Linked DNA regions of Mus musculus: regions 2, 3, 4, 5, 6 and 7 are each linked to region 1. A link is a loop called in an ENCODE intact Hi-C map of the cell type or tissue named here. Cell type or tissue: left cerebral cortex. All regions are shown on one strand. Region 1 overlaps Gm51669 (a long non-coding RNA gene). Region 2 holds the start of 4930568G15Rik (RIKEN cDNA 4930568G15 gene). Region 3 overlaps Nme7 (NME/NM23 family member 7). Region 4 has its middle 82 kb from the start of Gm26685. Region 5 has its middle 16 kb from the start of Dpt. Region 6 overlaps Xcl1 (chemokine (C motif) ligand 1). Region 7 has its middle 41 kb from the start of Dpt.

Region 1 (4,000 bases):
TGTCAAGTTGACACAAAACTAGCCAGTACAGGTATATTTTCAAGGTAGTCTCACATCTTCATCTCTGTTTCATGCTGAAGAATGTCAATGTCTGCCCGTGCCTTGTCATGAAGTCATTTCACCGTTGTTTGATTCTGGCAAAACAGGACGATATTGTAGACTGACGCTGTGAGAGCTGAGAGTCCCCCTTAAAAGCACCTGCAAGCTTCATTGCTTCATACACGTTGCTATCCTAGTTGGCATCAGCATTCTGCTCAATGACTATCTTTGCTTATTTAGGGTGTTAGTGGGCAATGAAGCCATGTAGTTGATGAGAAAACAGACTCACCCCTTCTGAGTGTGTCCAGATGGCTTACCTGCTAGACCCCCTGCTCACTGCCTAGCTAACAGATGTCCTTGATGTCTAGCAAAGAAAGTTCTGGTGCTCCAGTGTACAGGGTGGCCTGGGCATGAGAGTGAACATTCTCCTAAATCCCCCTCCCTGCCAAGTGTGCGTGACAACTACACCCACAGAGAGACTAGTTGCCTTTGCTTGCTCGTCATCAGAAGATAAGATGAACCCTGAAGGGAGGTACACGTTCTGTGGCAGAAGTGCCTTCTCCCGTGGCCTCTTTCTGCCCTGGGGCTTGGGGTGAGCTGTCACCTTCACATTGCCAACCTAGGACCCGCACAGGAAGTCTCAGCCACTTGCTGGCTCTGTGCAGGTTGGAAAAGTACACATGACAAGCATCCTTTGGCAGGCAGAGCTTGCAAAGAGCCTGGGAGGGTGGGTTGGAGCTGGTACCCTTCTAGGACAGTAACTCTGCCTTCCTTTTTCAAAGAGGAAATTGGCCCAATGTCCATGGACAAAGCTGCATGGATAAGACCTGTGAGCAGAACACAGAGCCCATGTTCTGCCTCATGACCATTTCCTACCGAAATGAAATAATGAGATTCTCCCTTGCCTCCCAGGCTTTGAAAGGAAACCTGCCCCCACTGGCACTCAGTCCCTGGCTCCTTCTCCAAATCATTACTCCTGCGTTTTAGCTGAGCACCTGTCGATTTCCTTGAGGGCTTTTTTCCTTTCTGTTCTCTTCTGTTGCCATCAACAGCTTGCTTTATGAAATCACTTCCCTAACTAATTAAATCACCATTCCCAGTAAATGTAGGCTCTGTTACAACACTGAGGGCCAAGTGAGGAAGGAGCACAGATCTGTGGTAGAGGTGAGGCTTCTAGAAAGAGTGGCTGTTGTGTTCAGCAGATAGCTTCCTTATGACATGTGAAATTTAATCCTCAATGACATGAGGATTTTCCATAAGTAAATCCTTTTTATTATTCCCACCTTACAGACATTGAGTGTGAGTTACAGTGGTCCCATGAGGCTCTGCGGGCTGTGACGCCTCTTCTGGTAGAAATCGAGGCATTGTGTGTATGTGTTTCCTGTCCAAACCTAATCAGTTGCACCTCTGCTCTCGAGGTCCTTTATCAGCGGTGGGGTAACAGCAAGGACAAGTAGAGACCACAACTGGATCTGCTTTCTTTTGTTTCAAAAAAATGACCACCCAGAAACACCAGGGACCCGAACTGGCTGCAAAACCATTTACTCTACATCTCATCTGTTTATTAGACGTGATTGGAAATAAAGTCCTTATCTGGGGGTGGGTGGGAGTGGGGGTGGAGAGGTGTCATAGGGTATGCCTGTTAGCCAAGCCAGCATGAAATGGATCGTGAGTTTGAAGGTGAACCAGCAGTTCACTGGGCCTTTTCTCAAAATAAAGTAGAAAGAAAGAAAAAAGCAAACAAGTGAGAGGTTACAACTTTCAACTAGTAAGCGTTGAATCTATCTATCTATCTATCTATCTATCTATCTATCTATCTATCTATCTATCTATCTGCTTCAGGCAGAGAGGGTTCAGAGACAGCAGGTGGCACTCTTTCTCCTGGAACAGATGGCTGCCTGCAGCTTGCCTTCAGACTGAGCAGGGGATGGACACAACCACTCTAAGGACTTGGCAGGCTTTAGGTACTCAAGAAGAACAGGACAAAAATTCTCTGCTCATAACTGTTGGCCAGATGTAAGCATCCTAGGGCCTGAACACACTCAGAGGCCCTACCTGGGCTTGGGCTACTGATGAGCTTGGATAGGCGTGGTCCCTTCCTATGACCTTCTCACAGTGACTGTGTTTCTAAAAGGTAATTAGTCCTCAGCTAAAGACACCTTCTGTACCTTTCTAGGCTTTAGACTGTGATGCAGGAGAGCCACGTGGCCTCTCAGTATGGTAAGTTTACTGCCACAGGGAACTGGGAGCTGGCCCAGAGGTAAAGCGCTTGCTGAATAAAGATGAGAATGGGAGGAATTTGGATTCTTAGCATCCATGTAAACACTGGGTGTGTGTGTGTGGAGACCTACCTACCTCAGTGATGCTTGGGAGGCAGAGAAAGAGGATTCCTGGAGTAAAAATTCTAACTAAACTAGTTGAATTGTTGAGTTCTGGGTTCAAGTGAGAAACTTTGTCTCAGTGTATAAGGTAGAGAGTAATCAAGGAGGATACTTAGCACCAATGTCTGGCTTAAACACACACAGACACAGACACAGACACAGACACAGACACAGACACAGACACAGACACAGACACAGACACAGACACAGACACAGACACAGACACAGACACAGACACAGACACACAGACACACACAGGCACAGACACACACAGACACACAGACACACAGACACACAGACACACACACACACCTGGACATACATAAAACACACACATACACACATAGATGTACATATCACACACACAGAACAAAAACATGATATACTTATCATAGGCCATATAGAAAGGTGAGAGACTTGGGATTTGATGTGCCATGTTGAGTGAGATATGTCCCCTGATGGGAGATGCAAGGATGGTAAGATCCTGGAAGACCCTTCTTGCCCAGAAGAATGGGGCTTCATTTGAGAGATGTTGGATATGGGAAACACCTTATATTAGGTTCACTTTCAGGACAAATTAAAAGATGCCCTTTGCTCCATGAATGTCACCAAACAATTCCATGTGAGGGGAAGTGTCCACTGAAGTAGAAGTGATGGAGCTGGTAAGGTCACTTGGCTTCAGGCAGATCACTTATCAGTGCTCCACAGTTGATTGTGATTAATTACTGGTGTGTGTGTGTGTGTGTGTGTGTGTGTGTGTGTATGGGGTAGAGTGTGCACACACAAGGGATTATTAAGAGTGAATTGTTTGGAAGAGAAAATATATAAGGCAGGGAGAAGAATCATGGGAATTCTGCACTTCTAGTCCCATGGTCAGTGTTGATGCTCACAGTGACCCAGCCCACTGAGGAAACCATGGGAGCCGAAGCTGATGCACATTGTGCAGTAATATGTGTGTGTGTGCGCTCATGTGTGTGCTCTTTATGTAGCTGGTGAGCCAGCCCTGAATGTCTCCTACTGAAGTTCACATCTTCTAGCTTTGAGGACAAGTTCAGTCAGCTAAGTTCTAGTGGAGAGACAGAGTGACCTTGTCTTTTGCTCCTGGAAGCACTGAAAAAAGTTTAATAGAGTGGAAAGGCATCATGGCTCATGGGTGGTAGTGATGAAGGAACTGGTGGTGGTGATGGTGGTGGTGGTAGTGGTGGTGATGGTGATGGTGGTGGTGGTAGTGGTGGTGATGGTGGTGGTGGTAGTGGTGGTGATGGTGGTGGTGGTAGTGATGGTGATGGTGGTGGTGGTGGTGATGGTGGTGATGGTGGTGGTGGTAGTGGTGGTGATGGTGGTGATGGTGGTGGTGGTGGCGATGGTGATGGTGGTGGTGCTGATGATGGTGGTGTGTGTGAGTGTGTGTGTGTGTGTGTGTGTGTGTGTGTGTGTGTGTGTGTGTATAACTTTGCACCTTTACCTAAAAGATCTGGTCATTACTGTTATCAGCGATCATTAGCTGTCAAGAGTACCTGCTGTGTAGGGCCAGATGTTGAGGAGGACATGGAAGTCAACATGGTTACCTATCAAGTTCA
Region 2 (4,000 bases), 57 kb before region 1:
ATTTCCTGTGTGTCTGTGTGTTTGTCCTTTCTTCAGCCACTCGCCACCCTGTCAGGGCTCTGGGGTCCAAGCCACATGGCTTGCAGTGTGCTACTTACACAAAACCTGCACAGAACCAGGCTGGTCCACATTCACGAGGCCCCACCCCTCTCTGAGGAGGCATTGACAGTGTTGCTAGGAGAGTCTTTTCTTTAGTGCTCTAACCTTTCTTCAATTGCCTGTGCTCCAGTAAATAACCCCGCCCCCCCGGCCCCCCCCCCCCCCGCATCCCCCAGCCAGGCTCAAGAAGGCAACGCTAATTAAAGTCAGTGGGTCTCAAAAATCCAAAACAAACACACATGAAAAGGACATAACAACCGGAGAGGGGCTTCTTCGGAAGAAGAAAGAATGGCAGTGGTGGAAGAGGGATGAAGAAGAGAAGTGTGTGTGGAAATTTATGTATGAAGCTGTAGAAGAATAATAAATTTAAAAACTTTAAAAGCAAGCAAGCAGTCTGGTTTTCCCTGATAGGCGGTCGGAACTAATTTAGCTGAGTGTGGAGGAAAGTTTGAGTTGAAGAGCATTGGGCTGGGAAATGAGGAGAGGGGCAGTGTGGTTTTCTTTCAGCTTTAGAAAGAGTCCCTTAAGATTTAAAATTATATATATATTTGTGTATGTGTGTGTGTGGGTTATGTGCATGTTTGAGTGAAGGTACCTCAGAGTCTATCCACATGATGGGTGTTGGCTTCCCAGAAGCTGTACCTACAGGTGGGTATGAGCCATCCAACCTGGGTGCTAGAAGTCAAACTCTGACCCTCTGTGAGAGCCATCTCTCCAGTATCTGGGTCTCAGATTTTTGGTTTAGCCTTTTTGAAGTTCCAGTCTTGGGGTTAGCTTGAAGGCTTAGGTCCCAGCTGTAACGGTGTAGCTGGGTCACGAGGGTACTAGGTTATCAATAGGGTAAGCCACTGGTGAGTTAATGGCTAAGTGAATTAAAAGGAGATGGGGTCTAGCTGGAGGAAAGGACATCTTATTCTCAGATCCTTCCTTCCCAGACTTCTCTGTTTCACAGCTGTCCGGGGGGGGGGGGCAGCTTTCCAACTCTACATCCCTCTGACATGATGCACTTACCACAGGCCCAGAAACATAGCCATGCACTGCAATGTCAAATGCTGTGGGCCAAAATAAATCTTATTTCCCAAAAATCAATTTCTCAGGGAGTTTTCCCACACTGACAAGTCATGTCTAATATGCCCTTTGAGCAGAAGCTAGTGTTAGCCCATGGCCAGCATTCCCACATTCAATGGCACAAGATCAAGGGAGAAGCTGAAGTGTAACCTGCTTTCCTCATACCAACCTGCTGTGGTCGTCTGGAGGAAAGACAGCACCAACACCACTAGTACATTTCTTTTAAGATGCATTTTATTTTAAATTATGCGTGTAATTGTCTGTGTAGGTATGTGAATGTTTGAGTGCAGATACCTATGGAGTCCAGAAGAGGGTGTGCAACCCCCTGGAGTTGTAGTTCCAGGTAGTTGGGAGCTGCCCAGCATGTGTGCTGGGAACCAAGCTCAGGCTATCCACAAGAGCAGTACATGCTCTTAACCACTAGGCCACCTCTCCATCCAATCCCAGTTGTGACAGGGTTTCTCTGTGTAGCCCTGGCTGTCCTGGAACTCGCTCTGTAGACCAGGCTGGCCTTGAACTCAGAGATCCCAAGTGCTGGGATTAAAGGCATGTGCCACCACGCCTGGCCTGACACGCTTTACTGTGTCTTATTATTTTGCTCTAGTTTGAGCAAGTTTTGTGTTCAGATTTGGACCCAGGTGTGCTGTCCTTAAGAACCCAAAGTCCTCAATGGCATACATAGTCTCATTGGCCTATCCTTGTTGGCTATAAGGCTGTCTGGGTTAATGCCCCCTGCTATAACAGAGAAGTGACATTCCAGCTCCCCAGCACAAATGATGTTTAGTTTGGTTCACAAAACAGTGAAGGACCACGTTCAACACAGTGACACAGGAACCTAAAACTCCTGCTTTCACTTCTGCCATCATAGGAAAGAGAAGGGGGGAGAAAGGACAGAGATAGCCTCATTCTGGTCTGTAAAGGAACCACTCAGTTCTGAGTCCTTTTGTAGAGACCAGCCATATGGGGGTAGGTGCTAGGAACTGTGGTTTGAATATGGGTCCTTTCCCTTAAAGGTCCACGCATTAAAGGCATGGTACCTGGGGTGGTGCTATTTGTAGGTGCTGTAGACTTCTAGGGCTAGGTCCTTAGGTCTCTGGGAGATTGTGGTTCTCTTCCTACTTTCTAGAGATGGAATGTAGGTAATGGGTTTAGCTGAGAGATCGCCTCCTCTAAAACTGGTTCATATGATAGATAGGAACACCCATTAAGCTACTTTTGGAACCTAAATCTCTTGTTTTTCTCGTCTTCCACAGGGTCTGAGAAGAGAACCACGTCAGTATTACTTTTTTTTTTTTTTTAAAAGAAAATCCAACTCACTTCCGGGTTTGAAAACCTACCCGTCCCTGGGACAACCCCCCCCCCCCCCCCGCCCAAAAAAAAAGCCTGCCTCTCACTCGGTTCCCTGATGTTTCTCACCGAGGCAGAGGCAGCTGCCCTCTGTCTTTCCCAATAAATACCTTGTGTGTGTTCTTGTCATGCGACATTGGACAAGGGGGGAGGTTCTTATGAGAAACACATTCTTAGGTTGCTTTGTAGTTGTGTGGAAAACCAAGAGCACTGGCGTTAACATGGCTACAATGTCATTAGGAGCCACCGGTTATATTTTGCTCATTGGTGACTGAGGTGTCTGTTTTGTGGCATGTGACTGGAGCAAGACTGTGTTTAGACATTATGTTAAGCATAAGGTGGGAATGGGCGAGAAGAGGATTTCATTTATCTTTGGTTAAATTTGCCCATTGGTGCTTTGGGGGTGAGCATAAGCTATCCCTTAGTGTCCCTTCCTTTCCTCTTTCTTGGAATCCCAAAGCAAAGTCGCAGATAAATGGGCACAGAGACATTCAGGACTCCTTCCTCACTTCCCTCTTAAGAGGTCGCAGATGATTTTGGCCAGAGGGTGGCCAGGACTCCAAGGTAAGTGTAATAAAGACTGCGCCCTCTCTTCCGCCTTTGGGTGAGAAGGGTGGGGGTGGGAAGACCGCTCACAGGGAGCTCAGCAACTCAGGGAATCAAAAAACCTGAAAGCCAGGGGAGGAGCTGAGCAGGGGCGGGGTGGGGGCTGTGTTGGTGAAGGCAGCAGCTTCCTTGCGGAGGTGTCCTCCCTCAGTGACGTCAGAGGCGGCTGCCGTTGCCCTGGTAACTTCACCTGATCCGGGGCGGTGAGTGTATGTGCTGATTTCAAGGCTCTCTCCTTTAATGAGGAAGAGCTAAAAATGAATCTCACTATCCCATAAAAAGCATGGTAATCAAAGGCGTTACTACCCGGTACTAGGCGTGTGTGGGTGAAGACAGCCGGGGGCGGGGGAGGGTGGATGATGCTGGAAGGACCTGAAGGACATGTAGGGGACCAGATTTCCTTCATAGAATCAGTTAATGAAAAAGGGAAGCGTGGGTTCATCTTCTAACAGAGTTCTTCATTTCCACCGTTTCTCAGGAAGTTTCCTGTTGAGCCATGTTGTGTATTATCCTGGAGTCCTGCTCTAGAGCCAATTGCTCTGGAACTATTACAGAGCTGAAAATCATGAGAAGCCAGTGCAGTGGAGACCCCGGAAATTCATCCTCACATCATAGGGCTTCTCATCTATTCCCCTTAAATGAGTGTGCACTCCCTAGTCTCTAGATGCAGAAAAGGTCGAGTTTATGATTTTTATACATGAGAGGCATGCATTGGCACCACAGACTGTCCCACCACATGGATAGGAAGCTCCGCATCCTTCTGGCTGTGAGATCTTGGCCCAGCTAACTGCCATGTCCGAACTTGAGGGGCTTTTCAAAATTTGAAGTCCGCTCCACAGAACTTTAAGGAAATACTGACCCGATGCATGCAGTGTGCTTA
Region 3 (4,000 bases), 670 kb after region 1:
TAAATATTTTCCCTGATCTAAAATTAGTTCTGTTGTTTGTCACCTTTTCAAGAAACACATTTTAGAAGCTTCTCAAGGCTATCTGGCTTTGCTTATACTTTTTAAAGGACTACACAGTTTTGTCTATTTTAGCTACCCAAAGTCACAGCTAAGGAGACCTGCAAATCTAGACACAATATTTCAAGAACATTGCTTCTTCTGCTGGTTCGAATGGCTCTGGCATAGCTTCAGGAAGACTACATTGCCACGTATACAACAGGCTTCAAAATAGACACATCCTTGGCTATAAATCAAATAATTCTTGCCCTCGCCTGTGCAGTGTGTTCTAAAATTAAATTCTTGCCCTCTCCTGTGCAGTGTGTATTATGTTCACTGGTACAGACCACTTTCCCCCTAGTCCCCAGCATGCTGATAATGAGACAGCTTTGATGCTGAGGCTCCTCAAAGTATGGTGCCAGCTTTCAGTAGTGTGAGCGTGACCTGGAAACTTAACAGAAAAGCAAGGTCTTATGGGATAGATTGGTGCAGGCCTGTGACCTCAGATTCTTGAGAGTCACAAAAAAGAACCACAAAAAAGTCACAGCCTTTCTATGTCCACAACTCAACCTACCCAACCAAGGGAAATCATAAATGTGCAATTAGTTTTGTCTTAATTTCTCCTACTCTTTATTCTTTAATTTGAAAATGATGAAACACATAAAATGAAAATAAAGTTGTATATCATGAAAGTAAATTTTCCCCTACTTTAGAATTTCAGTTCTTAATAAAGGCATTCATTGCTGTGTTCATTTCTCCCATGTTCTTCTAAAATGTTCAACCCATTCACAAGCATACTTGTGTGTGTGTGCACCATACATTTTATGCTTTACTTAATTTCCATATATGAGTTGTTAATAAAAATAAACCTATGGTACAGGGTATGGCATCCATGTGAAGTTTAATAAATAGTTTTGGAGCTAACTACCAGCGACATCCCAAGCCGGAGCTCTTGTTACAGGTCTCCAACAGTTAGCCTCCCCCCTTCGGAGGTGACTGCTTGGCTGTGGAAGGCTCACTCCTGTATGCTTTACCACCTACTCATTGTTATTTTTTATTGATACATAAGGTAAATGAAGACGGGAAAGAACAAGAAGAAAAGACAAGCTAAAGAAAAGGAATGGAGAAGAATGTAAAGAAGGCAAGAGCAAAAGGCAAGAGACTGGAGCAGAGGAAAACAAAAAGATTTCATGGGAAAATGCATAACTAACAGATAAGTATAAGAAGGGAATAAACCAAAAACATATACAAGCCTTTTTAAAAATTGGAAAGAGCCGGGCAGTGGTGGCACACGCCTTTAATCCCAGCACTTGTGAGGCAGAGGCAGGCAGATTTCTGAGTTCGAAGCTAGCCTGGTCTACAGAGTGAGTTCCAGAACAGCCAGGACTACACAGAGAAACCCTGACTCAAAAAAACAAAAACAATAACAAAATCGGAAAGATACAGTCAAAAAACTACTAAAGGTAGATAAGGAGACAAAAAAAAAAAAAAAAGGCTGATAGAAGATTGCTCAATAAAGAAAAAACAAAATTAGACAAGGGCATGGAGATTATGGAGATGACTAAAAAAGATGGATAGAAGACGGTATAAAATATAGTAAATATTAAAATAGTAAAATTAAGTAAAATGTTCCTAAAAGTACAACGGAAAGACCAGAAAGGAGTGCACAGTGTCTTCCTGTGCTTTCTGCTGCTCTGTGCTGAACTGTGCTGGTGACTGTCTGACATCCCCAAAGGCCTTCACTTTGCTAGTTGCTTAGCAGCGGCCTCTGCTGGTCACAGTTAGCTTTTCAGTCCCAGGGTTGGACTGACTGCCCCACCCTTCTGAGTCTACCAATTTGTAGCCCCTGAGGTGACTGTGAGGCAGGGGGTTGCTCCCAAGTATCATAATGTGAGGAATGCAGCCACAGGACTGAGGGCTGCACAAACTCCTGGGCATTAATCATCGTGGAGGACTGTGATGCAGATAACAAGCACACACACACCCCCACTCACACCCGGAGGTTCCCCGAGTTCTTCACCTCTCCATCAGTGAAGCCTACAATAGGCACTTGGCTCCAGAGACTGGTCTAGCCACAGACCTCAGGCTCAGAGTCATTCTCAGTGAATGAAGTCAGCTCCCGGTGCTAGAGGCGAGACTTTCGTTATACATGGCATTGTTTGGATGAGCAGCTTGAGATCTGCATTTCTGGGGCTTGTCAGCAAATCGTAGAATTAGATTGACACTTCTGAAAGCTATAGCTTGTCTTGAGGGCAAGACTCCAGGTAGTGTTCATCAGAGCTTCTTAGTCACACCACTGGTTTCTAACTAGAGCACTCAAAGACAAAGTCCAATGCACGTGTGCTCAGCAAGCCTGTGACTGCAGCGTGCCTTAGGAAGGTAAGTGCTAAAGAAAGTCACAGTCAAGTCCAAAAGTCAATATGGGAGGAACTACACAAACCTCTGAATATCAATGTGGTAGTTTCAAGGAAAATGGCCCCCACAGACTCATAGGGAGGGGCATTATTGGAGGTGTGACCTTGTTGGAGGAAGTGTATCACTGGGAGGTGGGCTTTGAGGTTTCAAAAGCTGAAGCCAGCCTAGTGGCTCACTGTCTCTTCCTGCTGCACTGCAGATCTAGATGTAGAACTCTTGACTACCTCTCTGTCACCATGTCTATATCTGTGCCACCATGTTTCCCCGCCATGATGATAAAAGACTAAACCTCTGTACCGCAAGCCAGCTCCAATGAAAAGTTTTCATTTGTAAGAGTTGCCATGGTCATGGTGTCTCTTCACAGCAATAAAACCCTAAGACAATCAAGAAACAATTCACTAGGGGCCACAAGTGCATCAACTGAGAGAGTGGTTCTGGTACCTTGACTGGGCAGAGTGAAACTTTTATCCTGCTCTCCTGCTCTTTTGTGGTCCCTCACAAAGAGCAGGAGAGCAGGAGAGCTGACCTTAACCCTGCTGGCGGCAGCATTGGGTGGGCTAGCTGGGGCAGTGCTGGAGAGCTTGCTCAGCTCTCTAATATACTTCTAGGCCCAGATCCAGGGGTCTGAGTTGGCCCACCCTAAATTCTACACCATCTGTGAACTGTTGGAGAGCACGAGAGGGCCAGTCCTGCAATTCCAAAGCAGAAGACTTGCCATGACATAGGAGGGCAACAACAGGATAACTGGGACGAGTCCCGGATCCAGTACCAATGGTGTGGCAGAAGCCAGAGGCCTCGGACCAGACCAATGACTCATTGCAGCGAACATTTCCAAGTGAAGATGTGTGGACAGAGGGAAATACTGTGGGACATGCTACAGCTTTGATGATGAGATGTTTTCTACACTTTAATTTTGTCGTCATTGTTGTTTTGTTTCTATTATCTTTTAGGGGTGGGGCTTGCAAGGGTGAAGAGTGAATAAGAAGGGGCAGAGAGATAAGATTCACACACACACACACACACACACAAATCAATTAAAACAAACAAACCAAGCAAACATAGAAGAAGAATCCTGGAGCTGGAGGTAGGACGATGACGCCACTACTGATAGACAGTGCTCTTCCAACTTTGATGAGCCCTACAAGCACTTGAGCTTGTGGACTATGCCTGTTCACAGGCCTTAACCTTGGACTTCTCAGCCAGGTTAGTATCTTCTGAGCTTGTTCAGTAGCTCTAGAGTAGGGCTGAGACATGCATTGGAGGTGTCTGAGCTGTCTCTGTGAACACTCGGTTTGAAAAAAAACTAAACTGAAAACTTCACAGTGGGCAATACCGCCATTTCCCCTGGGAATTTGTCCTACTCAGTATTTTGACTGCAAGTGCATACATCTGTGTACCACATGCATACCTGGTGCCTGTGAAGGGCAGAAGAGGTCACTGGATCCCTTAGAACTAGAGTTGCAGACAGTTGTGAGCCACCATGTGGATGCTGGGAATCAAACCCAGGGCCTCTGTAAAGACAAGTGCCCCTAACCACTAAGCCATCTCC
Region 4 (4,000 bases), 450 kb after region 1:
GCAAGTGCACACACAAACTCACAGGAGTGAAATGTAGAAACCTGAGGCTCACCACATTCCCACAGCAGGAAAGATCATTAGAGGACCAGGGGATACCCTGAATTGGTGTCAGGATCTTGGGTGGATGCAAGTGATTGGACAGAAGGGCAGTGTGAACATCCACAAAGCAATTGGTGGCTACCAGATTGTGGTCAGTGTACAGTGAGTCTATGGTTGCTGTCCACATTGCCCAATGACATGCTGTGACCTTATGGAAGTGACACTGCAGTGGCCTCTTCTAAGCTGTGACTGCTGAGCTATCAGCAAATGAGAGCAATTGGGGGCGACTTTCTGCTTTTTCGCTGTCACAAATAAGTATACAATGAAGGTTCAAAAAAAGAAGGAACCAAAGAAATGAAATGGGAGCTTGCCATTCAAGCACAGTCTCAATGCACGTCTGCTAGCTTGTCACCCTCCTCCAACTAAATTACTACCCCTGTGTGCCTCCCACACAGAGATAACGGTGTTGCCAACGAGCGTGGGTTAAAATGCAACCCCGGTGAGCTAATCCACTTCAGTGAAATGTGTGTGAGATCTCATGTCGACAGCAGGGCAGAATAAATGCTTTTGCAAGCCTGGAAATAAATTATTGGCTGTCTAAACATCTACCAAATTTAGATGCCAGCGGAACTAAAGACTTCTTCCTCCTTTCTTTTCCTGTTCCTCCTTTCTCTTTTTTCTCTTCCTCTGCCCATGCTGTCTCCTTCCCCCTCATCCCCGCCCCTTGGAACAATCTGAGCTTTTAAAGCACTGCTTGGCCTCATCTTCAGCAACACTCCCTCTTCTCCACTGCAAAGGAAGAGCCACAAAGGTGCAAATGATGCTCTTCCCAGACCACCAGCTCGCTGAGGCCTTTTGTTCCTGAGCTTCATTGATCTGTAAGAGCTGGTGCTCTTCTGGACATCACTGCTTCTGCATTTGAACAACTCCATCCAGGGACTCAGGCCAAGACTGGCTTCGCTTCCAGGTCTGCAGGGCTGTGTGCTTATGATGTGTGAATTCTCACCATAGTCCCTCAACTGACCCCAAGAGAAAGCTACATAAAGTCTTTATTTCATGAGTTTTCATATTCAATAAAAAATCATTTTATCTATTGTCTATCTATATATCTATCATCTATATGTATATAAATGTATTTATTTATGTACTTACATATGTATATATGTATTTATTCTGTATTTCTGTCCATCCAATCATTCTTCTTTCTTTCCTAACCATCTACCCACCCAGCCTTCCATCCATCCATCATCCATCCATCCTTCCACCTACCCACCCACCCATCCATCTGTCCATCCATCCATCCATCCATCTTTATTTCCTATCTATTGATCCACCCATCCATCACTACCCTCAACCATTACCCACCCATTCATCCATGTTCTTCTGGACATCACTGTTTCTGCATCTGAATGACTCCATCCAGGGTCTCAGACCAAGACTGGCTTCTTTTCCTGTCATCTAGGACTTTCTGGTAGCTACCCCCAGTTCCCCATCCCCCACTGATACACACCTCTGTTCAATTTCCTGACCCTCTGTACATCTCTCCCATTTCCTCCCACACCTGATCCTGCCCCCCTTTTCTCCTCCCCTCCTTTGTCCCTCCCACCTCTCTCCTTCCCTCTACTTCCTGAGATTATTTTGTTCCCCCTTCTAAGTAAGACTGAAACATCCACACATCTAACAGCAAAAATAACAGGAAGCAACAATCACTGATCCTTAATATCTCTTAACATCAATGGACTCTTCCTTCCTCCCCATTAGAGAAAAATACCACAAGGTCATTTTTTAGTATACTGTTTCTGTGCTGGAATTGCCATTTCTTCAAGAGTTCCTGATTTCTTTTATTAAAAATTTATATTGATAAATTGATGTCTATGACACTGAAAAGACAGCTCAGCAATTAAGAGTACTGGACTACTCTTCCAAAGGACCCAAGTTCAATTCTTACCACCTGCATGGCAGCTCACAACCATCTGGAACTCCAATCCCAAGATACCCAAAGTTCTTCTGGCCTCCATGTGCACTGCATACACATGGTTCACAGACATACATACAAACAAAACATCGACAAGTACATATTTTTTAAAAAGATAAATTGAGGTCTGCATGCTAGTAGAAATATATGTATATAAATTTATGTATGCAAATAAGCATGTAGATATACACATATTTACATAAACAGGTGTGTAGTCTCAAAATGATGACTCATTAGATGCTGCTAATACAATCCAACCCTTTGAGATTTTTCCTTGCCTACCCCTTTCCATATATGTTCTTTGTCCACAATGAGTTAAGTTAGCACTCAGGAAATGCATAGTGACTCATATTCTTAGTCCTATAATATATCAAAAGTAGATTCAGACTTCTTTGTCCATCCAACTAGAAGAAGGAATTCTACTCAGTTTAGAATCTCTTAGCTTCTCTCCTCTGTTCAAGACTTAGGATATAATGTAAATGCCATGTTCATAATTAGCTGGCTTGCTCATTCTTTCTCTCATTCTTTGTGGTTATACAACTTATCTAAAGTGCCCTAACAGTTTGTTTGCTTCAGCTTACTCTCAGTGGAAAGTCCTTTTCTCTTTCCCATCCTGTTTGCTTCACTATTTCATTTGTTTTGTTTTGTTTTGTTTTTTGTTGGTTGGTTGGTTGATTGGTAGGTTGGTTGGTTGGTTGGTTGGTTGGTTGGTTGGTTGGTTGTTGGTTTTTTTGAGACAGGGATTCTCTGTATAACAGCCCTGGCTGTTCTAGAACTTGCTTTGTAAACCAGGCTGGCCTCGAACTCAGAGATCTGTCAACCTCTGCCTCCCAAGCACTGGGATTAAAGGCATGCGCCACCACTGCCCAGCTTCAACTGTATTTTTTTTAAGGTAGAACATACAAGTTCTTTCAAACAACAAAACTGCACACAATGTTATTCCTAAATACCACCCCTTCCCACATCCACTTTTTTTCCTTTCCAGACCCATCATTTAATGTTTTCTGGTTTATTTATATTTTCTTTTATAAAGAAAAATATGTGCATTTTAAAGAATCCTCTTCTTTCTTACCAGAAGAAAAGATGCTTCATATATTCCTTTGGCTTTGCTTTCTTAATCTTTAACAGTATGATTTGATACATGTTCCACTGTGGTTTGTAAGTACCGTTCTTATTCTTTAATAACTATATAATTTCCCATTACATGAACTATGACATTTTTTGTGTGGAGATTTAACTATATCTGGAATCTGGAATTATATATATGTGTGTGTGTGTGTGTGTGTGTGTGTGTGTGTGTGTGTGTGTGTGTTTGTATGCATATATATATATATATATATATATATATATATATATATATTATAATACATATATATGTACATATATGTATCTATCTGTGATTAATCTTTGGCATTTTTAATGTTAGAGATACATAATTAATATGGAACCTGGGGTAAAAAAGAGTGCTAACATTGTCAAAGTTACCTCCCCAAAACTAGCACTGTTTGACATTTTCCCAACAGTTTATGAAAATACAGTTTTCTATACTAGTAAGAGAGTACATTGCTACTCTCATAAGTGTTAATAGTTAATAGTTAAGATCTGATCCCCCAGTTTCACTGTGTTGTCATGAGTGATATTACACTAGCTGAGACAAGACAGACGGGAAGAAAGTGATGCATGATCTTGTTTATATGTGGAAATGTCTAAAAGGAAAATGCATAAAAACAGGGAGAATGGTGACTGTGAGGGGCAGAGAAGGAGAAATAAGATGTGTCAAAGGATACACATGAGTATTGTTATATTGCAGGGTAACTATGTGATGTAGAACAATAACATACATGTGTTTTGAAAAGAAAATAGTATTTCAGCTATGCATATTGTATAAACATCTCAAGGAAAAAAGATAAAACTTACAAATAGAACAGAAACGCTACCCAAGTAAGCAGAAGTTGCCAAACAAACTAGATAACACCTTGCTGATTC
Region 5 (4,000 bases), 250 kb after region 1:
TGGTAAGACATAAGGACTCTGGCATCTTACCTCAAAGACATCAGATTTGAATTTAACATTCCAGAAAAAAAAAGTATCAGAATAAAAGATGAAAGAAATGTGAGCTCTTGAATTTTAATAGACACAGTATCATAAAATTTTCATCAAATGACTTAAATCTATCACCCGTAGGTTCCTTTCTCTGTATTTAGAAATACTTTTTCCTAATGAATCATATCTGTGACTTGCATTATGATTCCAAAGTATTGTCCCTAGGAGAGATATTTTGACCATAGACTGAATACACACTAAATTATTCACTTGTGAAGCCTCGTGTCCTGACTCGGCCACCCTGATATGGCTATTGCTTCAGAGAGTCAGAAAAAGAAATTCAAGGACTGGTCACTTAAGTTTGTCGCCTCAGATTCCTTTCTAAAATTCAGGATTATTCCAACATGTCACATGCGAGACAGGCCAAGTAGGAGGGAGGGGTGGTGGGGTGCAGGCTTTTTAATAGGAGACAGTGGCAAGACAACAGTACAGTCAGACAGTGGCCAAAATCTCCAATTACAGTGAAAAAATACGACCGTCTCAACACCTTCTGAATTGTTTTCTGCTTAAAAACTCTTCTCTGCCAGCATCTGCTCACTGTGCAAGATAACGGCTCATTTTGATGTCTTCTTTGGAATATATCATGTACTTTGATAATACTGTGCAGCCCAGGCTTTGCTTGAGCTTGGGAATTTGGAATCATCCTGCCTTATTCTTGGGAGTACTGGGATATATGTGTGGTCCACCATACCCAAATGCTTAGAAAATCCAGATTGTATTCTTCAGTTATGCATTTCCACAATCCATATCACCATCTGGACCATTGTTCTTTCACAGTCCTCTCTTTATTTATTTTATTATTTTGACAGAAAGTGTCAGGGAGAAAGGGGAGACACCCATCTATTCCAGTGGCCGAAATTCTTTAACGTTCAGTTCCTTGGGACACAGAGAGAAGGCCTTACTGTTCTCTTTCATACTGCAGGTATTGCTTCCTTCAGTGGCTCATACTCAGGGCGATGTGGGATAATGTCTCTCAGTTCAGTTTCTCACAGTACCTGAGATGGGTGCTCAGGGGAACCAAAGAGATGGGGAGTGAGCAAGGTCCCAAAGGTTTTGGGGTATGGGGGGGCATGTGTGTGCATATGTGTCTGAGAGTATGTGTGTGTGAGTACATGTGTATGTGTGCATGCACAAGTGTGTGAGTGTGTGTATGTGAGTGAGTGTGTGTGTGTATGTGTGTGTGCGAGCACAAGGGAATGTGTACATGTCTGCGTCCACCATGTGGGTGTGAGTGTGTGTGTGTGAGTGAGAGAGAGTGTGTGTCTGTATGTGCATGTGTCTGAGTGCTTGTGCGTGTGCATGTGTATGAATATGTATGTATGTACGCATGTGTACGAGTGTATTTGTGTGTGTGTGAGTGGGTATTTATGGGTACACATGTGTTTGTCTATGTGTGTATGTGTGTGAGTCTGTGTAACTGTGTGAAAGAGAGAGAAAGAGAGAGAGAGAGCAAGAAAGAAACAACTAAGAACATCTGTATTGAGATGGAATGAGAGCTGAGAAGGAGCAGGATGGGGCAGAACGTGCAGAGACCAAGTGTAAAGTGCACAGGCAGGCTCCTTCAGTTTACTTCAAATAATTCCAATCGTCTGACAAAAAAAAATTGTATGTACCACACTAGACTGAATGTGTCAGTTATTTTATTTGGAAAACTTTTGCACATGGTAGGCAGTAAAAATATTTGTGGAATGAATGAAATTATCACCAACACCCCTGAGCCATATGAGAACTAAGCTTAAAATCCTTCTCATTAAAATGCCTTTCTGCAGCTCAGGGCCCCTTAGTCCTGACTCGTTTTTATTGGTAACAGTGGCCATCTGTCCAGGCTGACTGCTTTGAAGGTCATCGCTGTCATTCTTTGCACCACATCGCTTGCTGGTTGTGGAATCTTCCTGTTTTCTTTCTTTGCTTTTCATTGTGACTACATGGCTAATACCCTGACCCTGCCTCTAACCATATACAAGAGACCTTGAGAGCAGCTAACCACTGTGGGATAGTGAGCACTGTGTGCTCTCACTCTCCTGGGAGTTTGAGGCCATTCAGGCAGCAAGCAGTGGAGCAGGCTGCTAACCCTCCTGTGTGCTTCCAAGTCAGAGCACTTGAGCCCAGCGTGGGGTGCCGTGTGTTCTGCAGTGAGAGGATATTTAGTCAAGGTTGCTGACAACTGACAGCAAACACCTGAAGGCTCCTGAGGACTGAGCACCAAGGCCCTGGTACCTCGAGTGCTATAATCAGTGTGGAATTAGAAAATTCACGGTGTTCTGGAAGCTATGACCACTAGAACCTGCAGCTTACCGGATATAATGCAGTGATCTGGCATGAGCAGGGTGGGTGCGCTACCTCATGCTATAAGGACAATGGAAGAAAAACCTGATGTCTGTCAGCAACCTTGAGAAGTATGCTCCTTCCCACCCTTCTACCCAGTACTCTGGGGACTGTCCGTAGCCATCCTGCTTGCTACAGCTCTCTGTGTGGGTGTGGGCTCCCCAGTGCCCTTCCCTAGGGAGGTCTTTTGGCCTCCCAGCAGGACCTGCATTCACTGCTTCATTCCTTTCAGCAAGCCTGACAGAAACTGCTCTCCATCAGAAAGTGACCCAGGACCATTCTTCTGTCAGTTCCCACAGAGCCTAAGAGGCAAAGTCTGACTGGTGCCAATCATAATAGGCCCCTTTGAGCCACCCCGGGCCAGGCTGCACTCTCTGAGCAAGCAGTGTGGCTTTCTGTATCCTGACCTTTCTAGCAGACCAAAGGCAAAAGTGGGAGCTAAGAGATGGTTAAGAGGCCTGGTTGCCTGTTGCCCAGTGCCAGTTCTGCTGTTGGCATTTAAGACCTCCATTCTCATTTAGTCATTGTTGTTTGCTTATGAGGACGATCAGAATAATCCTGTTTCCCAGCCAGGGCTCAGAGAGATGAGACAGAACTCCAACTATACCCTAGACTCTACCTTTGACAAAGTGACATGATGCTGTCATCTACAAAGTTTGCATTTAAGGACTGTGTCATACAAACAGTACCACACATACAAAATCATGTTTTAAATAAGGTTTGATTTTGTGTTGGGTCAAGTTCACAGCCACCCTTGGCTATATAGGAACTGTGGGCTGCAGCTTGAATACACCTTTCCTAGGGAGTGTCCACAATGAGTTGTAAGTCTGTTCTGCCAATAAAGCTGACGTTTCTCTTATGCCACACTACCATAGCACCTGTCTCTCATGCTTCCCTCTGCAGAAATTCAAACAAAAGACGCTAGTCCTCTGTTCAGCTGCGGCCTGCATCCGCACATTGTTCATTTCACCACACTCAGGTTTGTAAGCTTCCTCTCACGCACCTATTTTCCATAGCAGCTTCATCGCATGGATGCAACAGAACCCCGGATCTTGCACAGTTGCCTTCGACCACGGTTAAGTTCACTTAGAGCCGTGGCCTCCATTCTGTACTCTGAAATTCTGAAACATTCATCACAAACTGCTTAGCAGGCAGTACTGTCCTTCTGTGTCATATAAAGGTCGTCTAGGCCAGCATCAGAAGGCTCAAGCATGGGGAAGCCAGGAACCTGGGCTCCAGGGCCATGGCAGGCTAATCCCAAACACCCTTATAATGTCTACATGACATCAGGCAAGTCAGGTCCTCTGAATCTCCCTTTGTCATAGAGCTTAAGGAACTCCATGCTTATGCCAGGACCTGGTTTTCTGTCTGTGGAATGGAGACAATCTGAGTCTCCTGCTTGTGTCCCATACTCTCACAAAGGCTTGGCAGAAGTAACCCGATTTCTGTTAAGCATGGAGTTATCTTCTCAAACCTTCACATGCATCTTTTGATATAAATGTTAGTGCTTTTTAAACAAAGAAACTGAGGCTCATAGAAATGAATGACTCTAAGGTTCCACTCCTAACCACTTTGTGGTTGAAAA
Region 6 (4,000 bases), 100 kb after region 1:
GTTAATCTTTTACCTAATTCACAGCACAGTTAGTAACTGAAATGATTTGTGCTCTCTACTTTCCTGGCTCCCTCACTGTAGCGTGTACCCCATAAAACAGGGCCAGTGCCCATCTGAATCAGTGCCTTTGACATTTGGAACACAAAAGGACACCCTAAGTAAGTGGCTGTTGAGTGTGTCCCTGGGAAGCCTGCTGTCATAATTGTCTTAATGAAAATATACAAAGACCAACACCAACTTGTTACTGTTTATTTGTTTTTGACACAATGTTTCATTTTCACAGTCCGGCCAGGTCCCAAACTCACTATGTAGACCAGGCTGGCCCAGAACTCTTAGAGAGCCGCCTGCCTCTGACCCCCAGTGTTGGGATTAAAGCCAAGTACCCCCATGCCTGTCCACCTTGTTACATTTACTGTGAAACTCCTCAAACAACACTACTGATCTAACTTTTAAAACTAGCCAGCCATTTACCATAATCTATAATGCACAAGTGACTCGGGGTGCCAATATGAATTATTTCCCCAAAGAAGCAAGTGGCGGTATACTTTGATCATGTGTTAAAGTGATTTGATAAATGGTTCAGACCCTGCCACTTGTTGAGTTTAAGTTTTACTTGTGTTTTCTTTTGCTTTTCCTAGGTGTGGGGACTGAAGTCCTAGAAGAGAGTAGCTGTGTGAACTTACAAACCCAGCGGCTGCCAGTTCAAAAAATCAAGACCTATATCATCTGGGAGGGGGCCATGAGAGCTGTAATGTGAGTGTCCACTCAAAGCTATAGCTTCTACTTCAAAAATACAGTAGGAAGAAGTGCGGCTCTCCTCTAGAAAAATGGGTCAGCGTGGAGGAAATCTTAGCTTAGTCAGTAGCTCGTCCTCTTTATCTTGTCTTCTTACTGTCCCATCTAATGACAATTATTTTTTTTAAGATTTATTTATTGTTATATGTAAGTAGACTGTAGCTGTCTTCAGACACATGGGAAGAGGGTGTCAGATCTCATTATGGATGGTTGTGAGCCACCATATAGTTGCTGGGATTTGAACTCAGGATCTTTGGAAGAACAGTCATCTCTCTTGAGCCATCTCTCCAGCCCCCTAATGACAATTATTGAAAAAAAAGAAAAGAATAGGACCCCCTTTTCTTCTTTTGCTCAGTTTATGAGTCTGCATACAACACAGATGAACATTGTATCCATTTCTGATGGCCACCCCAGGCTAGGACTTACCCAAATAGCCACACAAATGTAGGATACTTAATATGTAGAGTGCCACACCTTATATGTGGCTGTACCTCATAGGAACACACTCAGAATTCGCTTACGTGTTACCCCTGTCCTCCAGAATCCTGTCTGCAGAAGGAAAAATCTCTCTCCAATGCACACTTACCGAGTTTCACTCTTAGAAATGCACATAAGTCATCTCCAATTCTCCCCCAGAGCTGAGTTGTTCTAAATGGGAGAAGGAAGCAAGGCTGGAACATGGAACTAGATGGTCCTAAGAGTTCAGTTTCCCTCCAGTATTTGAATTACAGTTACCAAGCTCTGGCTGTCACCTGAAGATCTGTCTTCCTTCCTAAAGCAGACAGCAGAATGAAGGTGCTCATGGATGGTTCTGAAAGATGGCTTCTTCTGCCAAATTTATGCACAAATCCTCTTTCATCGGACAATATGGCTAACATTATGTTTTCTTTACACTATAGTTTTGTCACCAAACGAGGACTAAAAATTTGTGCTGATCCAGAAGCCAAATGGGTGAAAGCAGCGATCAAGACTGTGGATGGCAGGGCCAGTACCAGAAAGAACATGGCTGAAACTGTTCCCACAGGAGCCCAGAGGTCCACCAGCACAGCGATAACCCTGACTGGGTAACAGCCTCCAGGACAATGTTTCCTCACTCGTTAAGCAGCTCATCTCAGTTCCCAAACCCATTGCACAAATACTTATTTTTATTTTTAACGACATTCACATTCATTTCAAATGTTATAAGTAATAAATATTTATTATTGATGATGGCCCTATATTTGATTTATTATATAAAGGGAAAGGTTTTCTTTATCATTTGTTTTATTTCTCTCTCATTGATCTCTCTGTCTCCTCTCTCTCTCCTTGTCTCTCTCTGTATGTCTGTCTCTGTCTCTGTCTCTCTCTCTCTCTGTCTCTCTCTCTCGGACCTCAGATCTCCACAATGAAAAACATTTGGATCAGTGTTTGCTAGAGTCGGAAGCTGCCTCCATCGTTCTTAAGTTCAGCTTGTAACAGTCTCCAAAAACAAGTTACAGGGTTTTGCTGTGCCAGTGACAACGCTCGATCTATTTCAGTTTCCTAGTAGAGTATTATTTATAAAAGTGTTGAGAAATCATCCAGCTGTCCCCAGTTCCCACTCTGAGGGATAACAGCTCAGAAAGAGGCTCTGCTCAGGCTTGACTTCAGGCAGAATCTCTTACCTCTTGGTAGGCTGTTCACGTAAAAGTCAATGCTTTGTGAATTAGGCAATAACCTCCGGTTACCATTGTCTAAACTCCACGTTGCTACCTATGGGCTCCTAATACTCCCAAACATTGTCACATGGAACCTCTCTCAATGATCTGGCTCCATTTTATGGTTCTAGTATCCAAGAAGCTGATGAAGAACAAGAACTGGCCTTATCCTTGTAGTTGAGTTGAAGAATTCTGGAGGAGACATTGAGCGATAAATGCTAAGAACCTTTAGACAGAGTAGACCAGAGATCCAGAGTAGAAACAACTAGAATGTTACCTCCCAGCAAAAGGTCTGGTCATCTATTCTTTTCGCTTGTCATTCATCCACTGTGATTTTCAAAGATGTGTTCAAAGAGACAAGAGCTTAACACGCAACAACACCTTCCTTAGGAGATAGAAAACTAACAAGGTCACAGAAGATGGACAGAGTGATTTCTTTGTTTTTAAAAATAGTTTATTAATTCATTTTTAATCTATGTGTGTATGTGCCTTTGTGAGGTTATGTGGGCCACATGTATACAGATGTCTAGGAAGACAAGAGAGCATCAGACCCCCTAGAAGTGAAGTTACAGTGATGCCTGATGCTGGTAAATGAACCCGGACCCCCTGGAAAACCAGCAAGTGCCTTACAACTGCCCCATCTCTTGATCCCCGATTTTCTGCTTTAATTATATATTATGCCTTCCGAATGACTCCTAGTCCCTAGAGAATCATAATAGTAACGAGATTAACAACTGAAATAAATATTGTTTGATTTCTCAGTTTTAAAGAATTTTGCTTACCAGATATTTTGGCTTTAATAAGTAATGAAGGATACTTTCTTGCTTAACTAATGATGGTTCACTTAATCACATGATAAATCTGAGTTAAAGACAAAACAACACACATAAAAAAGATTCATTAGCTTTCCTGAAGGTCTTTGATCATTGCTAGGCAGAATTCAGACGGAACAGTTGGAAATGAGGCTCTGTGTTTGAAGTTCTGCATTCTCTTCAGAAGTCAGTTCTCCCGGGACCTTACTATACAAGAGGGCATAATGACCAGATGACTTAAGTAGACACAGTATTCTTATTTATTCTTATGTTATCCCCTTCCTTACTTCATAATTAATTTATTAAATTACCACTTACTAAGGGGCTTATATGTCCCAGAGCTGAACATCTAGCAGCGAGCAGAAAAAGTCCCTCTTCATTTTGATAGAACTGGGGCCTTCTTTCCCCTACTCCTCAAGCCTTTGCATCCCCAGGCCTTTGCAGATCATAGCAGTGCAGAGGTAAAACCAGACATCTGTCTCTGGTCCCACAACTAAAGGAAGCTTGTAGTGTGATAACAAAAACATATCCAGAGCAAGAGTCTTGGGTGCACTGGAGCAAATTTGTTAAGATCTTAGCATATAGGGAAGGTCAGAATAGCTTTTATCCTGGAAATAACACAAGACCAGAGGGATGAGACAGTTGTCGGGTTCCAGTACATTCCTGGCAAGACAAACAAATAGCACGCATGAAAGACTGATGGGGAGAAAGATCTTG
Region 7 (4,000 bases), 280 kb after region 1:
TGGTTTGCATGGTTAAAACTGCAAATGCTCTAGTTGATGCTGTCTGAAAACACACACACACGCGGGCGCATCAAGTGTAAAAAACGAGTCACAATGATGGTTGCGTTAAATACATTTCTCATTGCTAAGCCAGCAGCCAATTGCCAACACTCTATTGAAATTCAGTTTGTTAATTACTTACTTAATTACTTACTTACAGTGATATCTAACCTCTTTTAATCAGCTCATGGTCATTGTACATGTTTATGGGGTAGTGTGACATTTTAGTACATGTATACAATGTTTAATGAGTATGTGACAAACAGTAATTGGCACCCTCACCTCCTTGTCTCTAGAATCCAACATTTTGGTTTGCTTTTATTTCTGAAACCACTGTCTTGACTCATAGTGTCTTTGTTCTGCATCTAGACTCTTGACGGCTTCCTAACTTGCCTTCCTATTTCTAATGCAGTTTCTGCCCTGCAAAAATAATTACATCTCTAAAATATCATCTCACTGATTAGTTTCCCTAGTTAAAAACACCTTCATGGCTTTTCAGATTCTATTGAGAATGGAAGCCAGCCTTCTATGACCAACCACCAAGATGTTTCATCGTTTAGACCCGCCTACTTGTCTCTCCTTCTTGCATACTCTCACAGCTCATACTAAAATGCTTACAGGTCCTTAAATGTATCCCTGCCTCTTGCTGTCTGGGAGTTTGTGCTTCTTGTCCCTCTGCCTGATTCACTTCCTCTTCCTTCCTAGTCTTGGCATGATGAATCGTCATGTGCTCCTCTTGAATGCCATTGTGTCAGAAATCTGTCCTGATCTTCCAGGACTAGAGTGGCTGTTTTTCAAAATGGAACCATTTCTATCTTGGCCCCACCTTAAGTAGCATTCATTTATCTCTGTCGTGCTGTAAGTAATACTTATTTTCAAAGAAAGCCCACATCCCATTTATCACTGTTTCCCTAACATCTTGCACAACAGCTGGCTTATAACATGCATTCTTCAAATCATTTGTCAGATAAATTTTTTAATTAAAAAAAAAAAACTTGGCACTCAGAATGATCAAAAGCCTTGCCCAAAGTTCTTTGCCAAGTAAATAAATGGTAAATCTAAGCCTTTATCTCCCACCCCCTTTACCTCTCCCCTCTCCCATAGCCCCGGCTCTTCTATATGGTAAGGGCTCATAAATGTCTACTTACACTCATAACTCTCTTCAGAAGTGAAGAATCACATCTAGTGGTACATCAACCTTTCTTTCTACAAGGACAATGCCCAAACTTAGCACCACTTAACTAATTCAGTCTCTATGCTCTCTTAAGAATGTTTAACTGGCTTGGGAACAGTGCAATTCATCTTTAATCCCAGCACTCTGGAGCTGGAAGCAAGCAGATCTCTATAAATTCAAGGTCAGCCTGGTCTGTACAGAGATTTCCAGGCCATAGTGATATAGTAAGACCCTGAATTGGAAAAAAAATACGGAGAAGTAACAGAAGAAGACACCCAGTGTCTGACTCTGGTTTCTGCATACATATACACATGTGTGTGCACACATATGCACACATATGTACATATATACATATAAAGGAGAAAGAAAGAATGAAAGGAAGGAAGGAGAGAGAGGAAGAGAAAGAAAGAAAGAAAGAAGGAAAGAAAGAAAGAAAGAAAGAAAGAAAGAAAGAAAGAAAGAAAGAAAGAAAGAAAGAAAGAAAGAAACTAAGTCTAACTGGATTGAAGTGTAAGTAGATCTTGTTCCCAGACAGTGTGCAATGTGCTAATCAGAGATGTGCAGAGACTGGACTGTTGGGAATACAAAGAGGGAAGAAGCCCAGGTCTACCAGGAGGACTAGTTAAAAATGGAAGTGGTTACATAAAAGGGTTCACAGTAAAAATCTCAACACTATTCTTCTTTTTTAAAGTTATGACATTAGCAATAGTTGAGTTCTGTGTTCCCTCCTCAGATGGAAGATGTTCTTGACTTTGGCTATAAACATCTGCAATTCCGATTTAGACTTCTCCACAAGAGCTGCACAATCATCCTATTTTGGCTTCCAGCTCAGTTACTCTGTTACAAGCTTTGACTCCACAACTCTGGGGTAATAGAACACAAGGGCATAGTTTGAAAATAGAGCATGCATCTGCTGCGGATTGTTATTTTGGTTTAATGAGGACTTGCTGTTTCCTGAATTCCTATAATCATTTGATGAATTGTGCTGGTGACTTGCTCTGCAGGCTTTGAACATGTGGTACCCATTGGGGTACAGTGGCGGGGGGGGGGGGGCCTAACTCACCCTCTTCCCCATGAAAGCAATCTTCTAGTAAAACATTGTAAGGGCAAATGTGTGTATTGATTGCTGGCTAAATAGAGAAATGATGCAGCGATGGATAATTTGCTTCGCTGAATGAAGAGAAGATCGGCTCCACCCCATACTAAATACTCTCCGTTCCATGTCCTAATGTATGCCTGCATGTGTAAAGCATGTTAGGGGTTGTAAAGATGGATAAAACAGCTCGACCTTCACAGCATTTCTCAAAAGGAATCAGGAGCCATATCCACACACAAGAAAGGCAATCTGGGATGAGGGCTATTTGAGGCATAAGTAACCATTTTATTTGTTTACCCTGGCTCAATTTGCAAAGAACTTCCATGTGCATTGCCTCGTTCAGTCCTCACAATGGTCCTGAGTGTCCTGCTAGTGTCTTCATTTTGAAGTTACAGATGATATAGGATGAGAAGAGCAAATACCTTGTTCAACTTCCCACAGCTAGAGATTAATATGGATTTCTAAAATCCCAGCCCCACAGCTGAAGGCCATGGGAAGCTGAGAATGTAAACAGATACCATGAACTCTAAGTTTCATGGAGGACATGTAGCTTCAACTGTGGCTCCACCTTCCAGATGAGTCGAGTCAAAAGAAGGAAAGGAATCCCTGAGAAAGAGAAAATACCTGAGCTAAGAACTCTGAGGTGTCTGAGGTGGTGAGAGATGAGTAAGGGGATCCATCCCATAAACAACCACCAAACCCAGACACTATTGCATATGCCAGCAAGATTTTGCTGACAGGACCCTGATATAGCTATCTTTTGTGAGGCTATGCCAGTGCCTGGCAAATACAGAAGTGGATGCTCACAGTCATCTATTGTATGGCACACAGGGCCCCTAATGAAGGAGCTAGAGAAATTACCCAAGGAGCTAAAGGGGTCTGCAACACTATAGGAGGAACAACAATATGAACTAACCAGTACCTCCCAGAACTGTGTCTCTAGTTGCATATGTAGCAGAGGATGGCCTAGTCAGCCATCAATGGGAGGAGAGGCCCTTGGTCTTGCAAAGATTATATGCCCCAGTACAGGGGAATGCCAGGGCCAGAAAGCAGGAGTGGGTGGGTTGGGGAGCAGGGCTGGGGGAGGGTATATGGGACTTTCAGGATAGCATTTGAAATGTAAATAAAGAAAATATCTAATAAAAAGAAGCATGACTGTGTGTGACATTGTTTATGTCATCAAAACCAATGCATCAAATAAAAACTGTGGATGGTTTTAAGCCATTTATATGTTTCAGAAGTATTCTTGTCCTCACAGACTACTGATTTTGGAGAAAACCTACACACAAAAGAAGTGAGACTAAAAAGAGTGTCTTAGATAGTAGTCATATTATGATGTCCACATGAGTTCTAGAGGTGTAGAGTTTTATTTTGATTTATTTATATTTCCATTGATGTATTGATTGGCCTCAGGGAAGTCAGCTCTGGATTGTGGGGATCAAATTGCTCTAAAGAAATCAATGCATTCAGAGGTATTCACCATGGAGTTAGTCCCTGACAGTGTATTGAAAAGTTCAGAGTGAGCCGAAGTGCCTCGCTTTTACCTGGTGAGTGTTCTCAGATGGGCGTGTGGTGTGTGGAGCTGCCAAGGGATGCTCATGGGCTTGGAAAGGATTGAGGGGTTTAAGGAAAATGAGTGAGTTCTCTGTGTGAGGTGCGGAACTATGCTGACTCATCCCATTCTGAAACCA

What was found. A loop is a pair of places that touch in the nucleus more often than their neighbours do. Peaks named below come from ENCODE experiments on the same cell type or tissue, not always from the same donor. Only the 100,000 strongest peaks of a DNase experiment are listed, where the experiment ranks them.
Region 2: a loop joins it to region 1, with 2.0 times the contacts of the local background. A loop is called at or near these places in 2 of 42 quality-filtered maps.
Region 3: a loop joins it to region 1, with 2.7 times the contacts of the local background. A loop is called at or near these places in 7 of 42 quality-filtered maps.
Region 4: it touches region 1 in a loop (3-fold over the local background); 2 of 42 quality-filtered maps call a loop at or near these places.
Region 5: a loop joins it to region 1, with 3 times the contacts of the local background. A loop is called at or near these places in 2 of 42 quality-filtered maps.
Region 6: it touches region 1 in a loop (2.6-fold over the local background); 2 of 42 quality-filtered maps call a loop at or near these places.
Region 7: it touches region 1 in a loop (4-fold over the local background); 3 of 42 quality-filtered maps call a loop at or near these places.

Annotation. Positions count from the first base shown.
Region 1 is chr1:165,033,834-165,037,833 of GRCm38, reverse strand. All of the region lies in intron 5 of Gm51669 (a long non-coding RNA gene), which reads left to right. Among named protein-coding and RNA genes, the nearest start is that of Gm51669, 25 kb to the left of the region's middle. In left cerebral cortex, a CTCF peak has its summit at 1,904 (motif pointing right); DNase peaks (open chromatin) are centred at 531, 1,033, 1,446 and 1,949; H3K27ac peaks cover 1,098 bases.
Region 2 is chr1:165,091,209-165,095,208 of GRCm38, reverse strand. 4930568G15Rik (RIKEN cDNA 4930568G15 gene) reads left to right here and starts at 3,279. Exons shown (of 5, transcript NR_040480.1): 1 at 3,279-3,323. In left cerebral cortex, a CTCF peak has its summit at 1,536; a DNase peak (open chromatin) is centred at 3,294; H3K27ac peaks cover 1,381 bases.
Region 3 is chr1:164,364,718-164,368,717 of GRCm38, reverse strand. All of the region lies in intron 9 of Nme7 (NME/NM23 family member 7), which reads right to left. Among named protein-coding and RNA genes, the nearest start is that of Gm39690, 52 kb to the left of the region's middle. In left cerebral cortex, a CTCF peak has its summit at 1,805 (motif pointing left); a DNase peak (open chromatin) is centred at 1,801.
Region 4 is chr1:164,583,007-164,587,006 of GRCm38, reverse strand. No RefSeq gene overlaps it. Among named protein-coding and RNA genes, the nearest start is that of Gm26685, 82 kb to the right of the region's middle. In left cerebral cortex, no CTCF peak of the experiment used is centred here; DNase peaks (open chromatin) are centred at 534 and 2,486; H3K27ac peaks cover 1,098 bases.
Region 5 is chr1:164,779,162-164,783,161 of GRCm38, reverse strand. No RefSeq gene overlaps it. Among named protein-coding and RNA genes, the nearest start is that of Dpt, 16 kb to the left of the region's middle. In left cerebral cortex, no CTCF peak of the experiment used is centred here; DNase peaks (open chromatin) are centred at 637 and 1,859; H3K27ac peaks cover 970 bases.
Region 6 is chr1:164,929,648-164,933,647 of GRCm38, reverse strand. It overlaps Xcl1 (chemokine (C motif) ligand 1), which reads left to right. Exons shown (of 3, transcript NM_008510.2): 2 at 639-753; 3 at 1,695-2,004. The coding sequence ends at 1,863. Among named protein-coding and RNA genes, the nearest start is that of Xcl1, 3.9 kb to the left of the region's middle. In left cerebral cortex, no CTCF peak of the experiment used is centred here; a DNase peak (open chromatin) is centred at 2,352; H3K27ac peaks cover 1,052 bases.
Region 7 is chr1:164,753,964-164,757,963 of GRCm38, reverse strand. No RefSeq gene overlaps it. Among named protein-coding and RNA genes, the nearest start is that of Dpt, 41 kb to the left of the region's middle. In left cerebral cortex, no CTCF peak of the experiment used is centred here; DNase peaks (open chromatin) are centred at 2,055 and 3,992; H3K27ac peaks cover 349 bases.